3 separate regions of the Homo sapiens genome follow, and regions 2 and 3 are each linked to region 1. The links are chromatin contacts, found by Hi-C or POLR2A ChIA-PET in ENCODE. All regions are on one chromosome and are shown on one strand. The core of a region is the stretch at or near the end of the contact, and the rest is flanking DNA. Distances in the headings are between cores, read along the strand shown.

Region 1 (3,692 bases), core at 308-2,807:
TGGGCTGAGAGTCAGTCCTGGGTTACAGAGCTAGAACCGCAAACTCTCCAAGGAACAAACTCAGTACTCCCTCTTCAAGGGGAACCTAACCCTATCCATAACCTGAATTCCACCTACAATATCTTTCTGGCTCAGCCACCAGCTTTGTGATTCTGCCATCTCCTTTCTGAGGGCCAGTGAAACAAAGGAGTCAAGGCAAAGGGGATCTCCAAGGTTCTTTACCCAGCACAGATTCCATGATGCCCAAGGGAGAAGAAAAAAGATGCCAAAAAAGCCTCCTTTACGGCTTGACCTCGGACTGTCCTGGCCGCATAGTTTACTGAGGGTCTAGACTTTTCTCCCTGGTTCCTGCTACAGATCTTGCTGTAGATGGGTGATGGTGCCATAGCTTGATCTTGGGGACCCTGGGATGTGGCATCTTCTGCCAGTCCTGTTCTGTTGTGTCTCCCCCAGTCCTGGCCAAAGGCAGTGGCTTCTGTTGCTGCTCCCGTCAAGAAGTGCCTTCCTATCCTGCCCATCTGCTCACATTTCTATCACTGCAGCTCACAGACTTCGGTTGTCTTTCACACCCCAGGTAAGATCAACTGCTAAAACCAACAATGCCTTGACATCCTTCTACATGAATCCACATCTTCCTAACATCTATTTTGGAATGCTCAGGTCCCTCAGGAGTCAGAAGAGCAGGGACACTGGGTGAGGCCAGGTGAAGAGGGCCTCAAGGGAGCTGAAGATGAGCACAGGCTTCAGGGACTGTCAAAAGAGTCTTGCGATCAGCCACAGACAGACATGGCCACTGGCACCCTCCTCCATGGAGATGCCTCAGACACTCTATTTGGCCTTTCTACCTTTCCATTCAGTCATTCATTTTTGTAAAATGTACAGTAATCGAAAACATTTATTACAGTGCTGCTATGGGCCTAGCTCCATCTGGGCCCATTACACACATTTTCTTTAATTATCCCAATGACCCTGCAAGGTAGGTAATCTTCATTTTATAAAGAAGAGGACAGTTTCAGAGAGGTCAAGAAACCTGCCCAAGATCACGTTGCTGGGTAGTGATAAAGCCAAAACTTTAATTTAGGTCTGATTGCCTCATGAATCTATGCTCTTTGCACTTTCTGCTGAAACTGACCTCCCTCAACCTTACCATCTAGACAGAAATGCAGATGGCGGACACAAGAGGCACTTGCAAACCAGGGACACCCAGAGTCAAGTGGTTGCTTTCTATGGTTTACGGCTGTCCTCCTTGGGAAGAACCATCCCAAAAGCCATGCGCACACGGGGCTCCTGAGGACATCATTTCAGCTTGTGTCAGGAAAGTGCTTAGCAGTGGATCAATTGCCAGTCTTCTGGTCAACCTAATGAGCAAAATAAAGTCAGCCTGAATTGTCCATCATGGCCTAATCATCACGGAGTGATTGATCAACACAAATGATGACTCCAATCCACTGGTTCTCAACCAGGGGCAGATTTTGCCCCCAGGAAACATTTGGCAACGTCTAAAGATATTTTGAGTTGTCACAACTTGGGGAGTGCTACTGTCATCTAGTGGGTAGAGGTCAGGGATGCTGCTCAACATTCTACAATGCACAGAACAGCCTCCCTGGTGCCCACAGCCACAGAGAATTATCTGGCCCCAGGTGTTTTAGTGCAGAGGTCGAGAAACCCTGCTCCAAGCATTCGATCAAGAGGGACTTGACCCAGCTGGAGACTAACCAAATACCAGAAAGAGCAGCTGTTTTATTTCTGGGAAATTGTTGCTAGGGTTAAACTGTATAGATTTAGCCACGACTGAAGGTGTCCACATCCTGTTAAGCTAGATGGTGGGCATTGTGTATTTTTTTCCAGCTGCCCTTATTCAAGAGTGGCCCCTGGAATTTACTTAGCCTTTCTTTGGGTTAAAATCAGGAATGGAAAATTTAACCTCTAAGAGGAAAACAAACAGAAAATGAAAAGTAGGCGTAATAATGGAAGCTTAGGTGCAAATTTTAGTGCAGGGTATTCCTTCCTGTAAGGTTACTCACCCCACTCCTCCAGGCCACAGATATGCATGCACAGCCTGCCCACATGTAACTGTGCAGAGGGAGAGCTTAGATTTGAATCCAGAAGAATGGAATTCAAACCCCAACTCTACTGATAACCAATCTTGAGCAAATCACTTGCCTTCTTGAAGTTTCAGTTCCTCTGTCAGTAACAGAGGCCATACCCACACATCCCCGAGGGCTGTGGATTTTGCATACAGTAATTTACATAAAAGCACTGGCAAAACTACAAAGTGTGCCATAACTGCTCACCTGACGACAATCACACACACAGAGGGCTTCTCCTCCCTGGGGCACGTGGGTTCTCTTTATTAGATTTTTCCACATTATCACTGCCTATGTAAAGCTTCTCCTGGGTGATATTCTATTTCTTATGCTGCACTGGAGAAATATTCTCTATATCTTGAAATGGAAACGCTGAACCCAACTTATTTTACTCATGACCTAAATGAGATTATTGCTTCCAAGAGGACAATATATCGCACTAAAATGAGAATGCTCAGGATGATTAGGTGGAGAGCATTTATGATGCAGCTTTCCATTCTCCATGTGATGAAAACTTGACATGACCCAATGCTTTATTGTCCTACAGTAATTCCTGTCACTTTTATCCAGACTCATATTGCTCTTTAATTCTAGCCTATTTTCATCTTTCCTTAACAGGACATCAGATCTTGGCTTTCACAATCAACACAGTTTCAAAGGTTATTTATAAAATAGTTTAAAATAAAATATGCCATGCTTTGATTACAACCAGCGCTTCTGGTATGAATTAGAGAGGTGGCCTGTACACATATGTGTTGTTTATTAGCTTTTATCTGATGATCTCAAAGCACTGACATCAATTCTAACACACATGGTTTCTTATAATTACCACCCCCCTACACACACACCCATTTATGCAGGGCAGAATTATTTTGAGGACAAATGAGCTACGTATTGTGATGTGCTGTGAGTTTCTGAGAATAGAAACTCCTATGACTAAACTCTCCATGAACAGAGCAAATCAGAGAATAACAGCAAATGCTTTTATCGCTCAGGCAGCTCAATCACATTTGGTTTTCCATTTCACTCTAGTAAGAGGGTTATCGGCCTTGAGGATACCCCCCAAGAAATGTTTGTGATTTTTGTTTTAAGCTCAGCCCCTGTACCATCTGCTCACTGAGGCCAACTTCCCATCCCAGCTGTGTGGCTGCCTAAGTCAGCCTGGTGCTATGGGATGGGAACAGGCAGAGGTGGGGAGAGGCTTACAGACTCATTTTCAAACAGAGATGGAAAACTGGGAGTCAGAAGAGGTGGAGGTATATATGGACCCAGCCATCCGACTTCTGATCCTATTGTTCTTTTTTTTTTTTTTTTTTTTGACCGAGTTTTGCACTTGTTGCCCAGGCTGGAGTGCAATGGCGCGATCTCGGCTCACCACAACCTCCGCCTCCCGGGTTCAAGCCATTCTCCTGCCTCAGCCTCCCGAGTAGCTGGGATTACAGGCATGCCACCACACCTGGCTAATTTTGTATTTTTTTTTTTCAGTAGAGACGGGGTTTCTCCATGTTGGCCAGGCTGATCTCAAACTCCCGACCTCGGGTGATCCACCCGCCTCGGCCTCCCAAAGTGTTGGGATTACAGGCGTAAGCCACTGCGCCCGGCCTC
Region 2 (3,692 bases), core at 769-3,268, 400 kb after region 1:
TATATATATATAGAGAGAGAGAGAGATATGTTGTTGGAGATGCAGAAGAGATGAGAGAAAGCATCAGGCAGTGCTAACCAGAGATGTGTGTGACAACATCGGCTGGCAACTCTCTTGTGTCACGGTCACTGCAAGACAACGGAACCACTGAAGTGCTGTTGCAGACTGCAGGAGACTACATCAAAAATATCAACAAGGCCGGGCGCCAGGGGCTCACGCCTGTAATCCCAGCACTTTGGGAGGCCGAGGCGGGCGGATCAGGAGGACAGGAGATCGAGACCATCCCGGCTAAAACGGTGAAACCCCGTCTCTACTAAAAATACAAAAAATTAGCCGGGCGTACTGGCGGGCGCCTGTAGTCCCAGCTACTTGGGAGGCTGAGGCAGGGGAATGGCGTAAACCCGGGAGGCGGAGCTTGCAGTGAGCCGAGATCGCGCCACTGCACTCCAAGCCTGGGGCGACAGAGAGAGACTCTGTCTCAAAAAAAAAAAAAAAAAAAAAAAAAAAATCAACAAAATGCAATGTGAGATCATGCATACAGTCCTGGAACATTCCACTAAGTGGACCACAGTGGGAAAACTGGTGACATTCAAATAAGGTCTTTAACTAGTGCATAGTATTGTACCAATGTTAATTTCCTGGTTTTGACTATTGCAGTCTTGTTATGAAAGATGTTAACATTAGGGGAAGGTAGGTGAGGGATATATGGAAACTCTGTATTATTTTTTCAACTTTTCTGTAAGTCTAACATGAATTCAAAGTTAAAACAATTTTTAAAGGTATCAAGAATGATTGAAGAGAGGCTGGGCGTGGTGGCTTACACCTATAATCCCAGCACTTTGGGAGGCTGAGGTGGGTGGATCACGAAGTCAGGAGTTCAAGACCAGCCTGGCCAAGATGGTGAAACCCCGTCTCTACTAAAAATACAAAAAATTAGCTGGGCGTGGTAGCGGGCACCTGTAATTCCAGCGACTCGGAAGGTTGAGGCAGGGAATTGCTTGAACCCGGGAGGCGGAGGTTGCAGTGAGCCGAGATCACGCCATTGCACTCTAGCCTGGTCAACAGAGCGAGACTCCGTTTTTTTTTTTTTAAAAAAAGAATGATTGAAGAGCATGGGAATGGGCTATTGCTATAAGCCAGCTAGGCCATGCAGGCTGGATATGTCTTGCTGGAAGAGTGAGGAGTGGGTGGTGGTGGTGAGGGTTGTAGGCTGATGCATGAGTGTGGGAGTGCCTCCTATCTTGACCAGCATCTGCACGGATTCTCTGTCTTTTCTTTCTTTCTGCCGCGTAGTCCCATTCCTTTGGCTCATCTAGCAGCACACCTTTCTTCCACTTTCATACCCTCAAAGCACAGCTTTTTTAATTGTCCATATCCCAGGGACAGTTCTGCTTATAGTCAATCTGCAACTTAACCACAATGTTTTCTACTAGGCAGAGCCACAGGAAGAGAAGTCTCTCTTCTATCACTGAACTTCGCCGCACTTGCTCAACTCCAACCTTTACCTTCAGTGATCCCTCATCCTGGGTTAGGAGGGTGTTGGGTAAAGAAAGTGAGGGTCAATGACAGCCTTTAAAACTATTCCCCTCTGCTCCTGGATGAACCGGCAGACCCTTCTGGTTCCTTAAGCAAGGTCGCTAGCCCCTCAAAAGGCCTCAATCCCCAAATTCCATATCCTCAGTTACCCATAAAGAAGCCTAATCATTTCCTCCTCAAGCTCACCAGCCTGGGCTCCTCCCAGAGGAGCTGCCCTGGACTAAAGCCTCTGTAGCCTAACCCAGACTGACCCCATCCCAATCTCCAGCCCAGGAGCTTTATGAAACCAGCGTGCCCAGTGACTCTTCTGGCAGGGGGCCTCTGTTACAGGCTGGCAGAACTTTCTGTAAGTAGCAGCATCACACCCACCTTAACTGCTCTCTGATCTGGAACACTCTCAATTTCAATCATGCTCCGGTCACAGAGCTGCCAGCAGTTTGGTGACAGAATAACATCATTCATCTGAGCCATGTTCTGGGCAAGGCGCACATCGTCCACTGCCTGACCAATCACCAGAAAGTGGCTGTGTGTTTCATCTCCAAAGACCAACATGCTGATGTGGCCAGCAGCCAGTCCTGGCAAGAAGGCAAGGAATAGGTTTGCACAAGAAGTTCTGGATTATTTCCCAGCAGCACAGGTTTTTGGAAAAACCATAATCTTGGTGGGACTATACTATCTCAGAGCAAAATCTCACTTCTAAAACTTTACATAGGAATTATGGCATACCTCTTTTGGGCTCGGGCCTTCCAAAGCTCCCCTTCTTCCAAAGCTAGAAAGTTCTACCACTAAATTTTGCCTGTCTGTAACATTATCTCACTACATGGTCCTACCAGTCCCCAAAGTTATTTTTACCTTTTCTTCAATTATGTATACTTAAGGGCAACAGGGAATACCTTTAATAATTCTTATTTTGGGAGAATTTGCATTTTAGCAGAGATTGAAGCTGTAACTAAAAATAATCCCTTAGGGTTGAATTTTAGACAACAAAGGGTGGGGGAAAGGAAGTATGCATTTGACAGTTACACATCCCATCCCAACAACCATTTCTCTCATTGCTTTTAAGTTGGTAAATGAAAGTTTTGGAACCTAAGTGACAGAAGAAGATATTGTATAATATGACATGTACACAAAATATATGTATAAATGAACTGTAAGTGACACACATTTCTTTCAAATGACTGTAATACAATCAATGTTTATTTTTTATCTTCGCTCTCTGCTATACTGATTTGTCAGGGCTGACTCCCCCCTGATTCTACATACAGTTTGTTTTCTATCTGAAACACACTGATGTTTGGACTTACTCTAAAAAAAGGTGCTGGGACCCACCTCACTAACAGCCAATCAGCATGCAAGAGGGGGCTGGGTTCCCATCATTCTCAAGAAGGATAACACATCAGACTCCTTGGGTACTAACTTAGAAAAAATATTCAGTATTATAATAACTTTGATTTTTTTTTCAACAAAATATTTAACTTATTTGGGCTTTTTTTTTTGAGATGGAGTTTCACGCTTGTTGCCCAGGCTGGAGTGCAATGGCGCCATCTCGGCTCACTGCAACCTCCGCCTCCTGGGTTCAAGCAATTCTCCTGCCTCAGCCTCCCAAGTAGCTGAGATTACAGGCACCCGCCATCACGCCTGGCTAATTTTTGTATTTTAGTAGAGACGGGGTTTCACCATGTTGGTCAGGCTGGTCTCAAACTCCTGACCTCAGGTGATCCACCCACCTTGGCCTCCCAAAGTGCTGGGATTACAGGTGTGAGCCACTGCACCTGGCCTTATTTGGAAATTTTTAACAACATCAAAAGCGGGCCTAGGTTAAAGAAGGCTGAGAAACAGTTAATTGTATAACTGCTGATGATCCTATCAGGTATGACATGTGAGAATTCTAAGTTTTGCAAAGTTTAGTTAGGCGGAAGCTAACACCAACAGCACCAACCATAACTCTGTTACTCATTACTTATACCTCTCAGAATCTCATTTTTCATCTATGAAATGGATACAATGATGCCTGTATCTCAGGACTGTCATATAGTGTGCGTAATGTTTGCACGTGCATAGTGTGTAATGTCTGCAATGTAATAAGGAAATATGTGTGACTATTACTATATTATATGTATAACTTTAAGAAGCCTTGTGTAAAGCTGGAGCTGTGT
Region 3 (3,692 bases), core at 530-3,029, 290 kb before region 1:
GAAATGTGATATTCCAGTAAGTCAATTTTCCAAATAATTGAAACAGCTCTTTAAGATTTAAAACATTTTAATGTTTTTAATGGAAAGTCTGCCAAAGTATACTGTACACTTTGCTTGCTTCTCAGAGGGGAAAATGAATTTAATGATTCCAAGTCATTGTGAGCACTGATGACTTTTTGTATTCTAGTATGGCAAGGCCCTGAGGATCTGATGACATACCTAGGGCTATTTTCTCTTAAGATAAATAGTCCCTAGCCTGCCATGCTCTCTGAACTCTTGTATCCACTTTTGGTAGGTTTGCTCTCTCCATTGTTATTAGACTGTCAAGAGACACTTGCTTTTCTCAGGGAGACAGTTTCTAGGCATCCACTTTACCCTCATTAACCTTTTAATTTCATCTTTAATCTGCTTTGGATATAGAAATTGCATGACTCATGTGAAAATCCTGGCTTAAAAAAGATGGAGTTCTAACTTCTGACAAAGGGTTGGAAGGGTTTGCCTAGGAATGAAGTGCGAGTTTTTAAAGCAGTTATTTTGTCTATTTGGAAGTATTTTAAATTTACTTTTGGTCTTGGCTGTGTTCCTCCACATTGCAGTTATTGGACTGGGGACTTTCAGAGAAGTGGTTTTTAATATATGTACACAATTGGGATGCTGGGGAGAGGGGAAAAGATTATTGTAGCCCTCTATCTCACCCAGATCAACATTATCTTATTCATTTTATGGAAATTGTAGTTAATATTCTGAATTAATTAGATTGTACAATCAGTTTCAAAAGCATAATGCAGTGGTGTATAAAATTTAATAATGTATAAAACTTGTTATGGAAATTTAAAATTTTAGGGCCAAGATGGAATTCAAACATGAATTTTGTATGAAGAAATGAAACAAAATAGTTGTGTTAGAGTAATTTTCTTTATTATTAGGGAAAAACATCCACAGCATCATTTAAATACTATACCATTCATCACATGTAATGCTTCCCAGCAAACTAATTTAAGGTGGACTCTAGACTCGATAAATATCAAAAGAGTATATCACAGTCCTCGCCTCTGCCTGTTTTCCTTTTGAAGATCAGCAGGCTTAGTAAAAACAGATTTCCTAAAATAAGCATTATCATATACAGAGAAGACTGGAAATCGTAAATGATGTGAGCAACTTCCCTTGATTATGACAGGAAGCCTGCATATATAATCTTTGTAGTGAATAAACATCTCCAATTTCTAGTATTATATCATCCAATTCCAGGAAAACATTATCATAATATGAAATAGATGAGAAAGTAAGTAGCAATCAGAACTATCTGGCAATGAGAAACACTAGGTTTTCTTTCTCTTGAGTCAGAGCAGCTTTCCTTAGTGAGAAAAGCTGATGTAAGGTGGTTCCACATTCAAATTTCAGTGCCTGAGCAACTTCGGGTAAGTTACTAAATTTCTCTGAACCTCAGCCCTTCTGACCATTATGCATTGGAAATAATGCTTCCTTCCTGTCTTAATCTGTTTTGCATTGCTATAACAGAATACCCGGGGCTGGGTAATTTATAAAGGAAAAAGGTTTATTTAGCTCGTGGTTTTTTTTTTTTTTTTTGGCTCCAGACTGTCCTCTGGTGGAGCTTTTGTGCTGCATTGAAACATGGAGGAGAAGGTCAAAGGGGAAGCAAGCATGAAGAGGGACCAGACCAGAGGGGCATCCTGGATTTATAGAAACCTACTCTTGGGGGAACTAATCCATTCCTGTGAGAACTAAACCAGTCTCACCAGAGCAAGAAATCACTCACTGCCACAAGGACAGCACCAAGATATTCAGGAAGGACCTGTCCCCATGACCCAAACACCTCCCACCACACCCTACTTCTCAACACAGACACACGGGGGAATCAAATTTCAACATGAGATTTGGTGAAGACAAACAAACCATATCCTAACCATAGCACTTCCCAAGAATGGCATAAGATTTAACTGAGGTAATGTTACTGAAATGCCAGGGGTTCACTCTAGGTCCTTCTGCTTGCCACACAGAAAGCCAATCACTGAGACAATGAGTATGACTAGGGAAGAAGTCTTTAATTAGGTGCTGCAGCCAAGGCAATGGGTGATTGGTCTCAAATCTATCTCCCTGACTAACTAAAATTAGAAGTTTATATAGCAGGGAAGAACTATAACCACGTATGGGAAAACAAGAATTAGTGAGGGGTAAGGAAGAGGAGTTGGTCAACAGGAAGCAGGTGGCTGGCTAGGCACTCATGACAGGTGAGGGGTCTGGTGTTTCACTGTCCAGATGCAGTGATCTGGTAAGTTTCAGTTCCTTGATACTATCTGGGAGGGCTGATGTTTGGTTTTCTGAGAAAGGAACTCAGATAAAATAAATGTTTAGTGCTTCAGTGGAAGTTTATATATATGTAACTTTCCCAAGTTTCAAGACTGGGAGGATGAATTTCTATGTTTATTCAAAAGAAACCATAAACATCAGTTCTAGGGACAATTGGGCTGGCTTCAGTCATGCACATTTAGCCCTTTCCTGTACCCTACATCCCCTCTATTTGAAAGCAGTGGTCCTACACTCAAACAGTCTTCAGGTCCTCACCTCCAACCATGACCTCCCTCTTGTATGTCTTGTCTTTCTAAGGGATCCCCAGTCACCCACCCAAAAAGCTAGTGGCTGTCCAAGGCTCCTCCTTTGCCTTCATCCTCCCGGCTCTGAACAACTCCTGGCCACTGATTCCTGTCTGAGTTAGGAGTTAGATGCATCTGCTCTGAGCTCCCCTGATCTACACGTACTTCACAATGTGCACTTTACCCACACTGGTGAATGCTCAGTAGACTCAGATTGTCTTGCAGGAAGGACTTAGGGTTTTTATCTCTGAATAATGATATTTGTGGAACTAAAGTGAAATAAAAGAATAATAGCTCAATAAACCTCAGTTTGCATTCTCCCTATTATTTCTTTTGCTCAAGATGCTGACTTGTGTGGCTTTTGTGTCTGGCTCTTGCCCTGCCTACATGTAGGACTGGTTTCTGTGGGTATTTCTGGTGAGATCTCAGAAGTATCTCACAAAATCCTATCAGTACACACAATACAGGGAGCACTAAGAAAGCACTGCAATCCCCATCTTACAGGGGAGGACCCTAGTGTACAGGGGCTTTCAAGATCTTCGTGTGAGGTTAAACAGTCAGTGAGAGGCAAGCCTGGGATCAATCCTGGGTGTGGCTGATGCCAGTACCCACACATAACCATTATCATAACTCTATTCCCTCCTCAATAGGTGTGATCAGTTACCCATGGCATCCTCATTTTACACTCCTTCGTCTACTTAAGCTTCCCTTTCCAAGCACTGCTAGTGCTTTTGATTGGTGCTTCTGATGCCTCTCACAAAGCACTGCAGTCCTCAATTTGCCAGAATGGGGCAGATTGTTCTCTCTTGCTCTTTTGTTCATTCAACTTTGTCAGAGGATTATTAAAGCTCCTTGTACCCCTATGTCCCCTAGAAAATTTCATGAAGTGGGCAGAAATTCAGCGGATATGCTCTGGCCTTGGGCACAGCTGGCAGATGCCCTGATGGATTAGGTGCCAAATTGGATAAATTACTGGGTGTGGTGGCTCATGCTTGTACTCCCAGCACTTCGAGAGGCTGAGGCAGGAGGACTGCTGGAGTCCAGGAGATTGAGACCAGCCTGGGCAACATAGTGAGACTT

What was found. Hi-C counts contacts between places; a loop is a spot of excess contacts on that map. ChIA-PET counts read pairs that join two places held with the same protein, here RNA polymerase II (POLR2A). Pooled maps may share reads with other maps.
Region 2: a loop to region 1 is called in a pooled map, with 2.7 times the contacts of the local background. The contact joins two enhancer-like sites. A Hi-C loop is called at or near these places in 1 of 50 pooled maps. POLR2A ChIA-PET finds 5 or more read pairs at or near these places in 2 of 52 experiments (PC-9 and WTC11).
Region 3: a pooled map shows a loop between it and region 1 (2.0-fold over the local background). The contact joins two enhancer-like sites. A Hi-C loop is called at or near these places in 1 of 50 pooled maps. POLR2A ChIA-PET finds 5 or more read pairs at or near these places in 2 of 52 experiments (PC-3 and activated CD4-positive, alpha-beta T cell).

What each region holds. Positions count from the first base shown.
Region 1 is chr1:167,497,669-167,501,360 of GRCh38, forward strand. The region is part of intron 1 of CD247 (CD247 molecule); the gene reads right to left. Among named protein-coding and RNA genes, the nearest start is that of CD247, 19 kb to the right of the region's middle. Within about 2 kb of position 1,558, at least 4 of the 41 ENCODE cell types and tissues checked have a DNase peak (open chromatin) inside an H3K27ac peak, as active enhancers do.
Region 2 is chr1:167,897,518-167,901,209 of GRCh38, forward strand. ADCY10 (adenylate cyclase 10) reads right to left here. Exons shown (of 33, transcript NM_018417.6): 6 at 1,906-2,111. It also overlaps a transcript of DCAF6 not described here. Among named protein-coding and RNA genes, the nearest start is that of ADCY10, 15 kb to the right of the region's middle. Within about 2 kb of position 2,019, at least 3 of the 41 ENCODE cell types and tissues checked have a DNase peak (open chromatin) inside an H3K27ac peak, as active enhancers do.
Region 3 is chr1:167,206,977-167,210,668 of GRCh38, forward strand. No RefSeq gene overlaps it. Among named protein-coding and RNA genes, the nearest start is that of POU2F1-DT, 12 kb to the right of the region's middle. Within about 2 kb of position 1,780, at least 4 of the 41 ENCODE cell types and tissues checked have a DNase peak (open chromatin) inside an H3K27ac peak, as active enhancers do.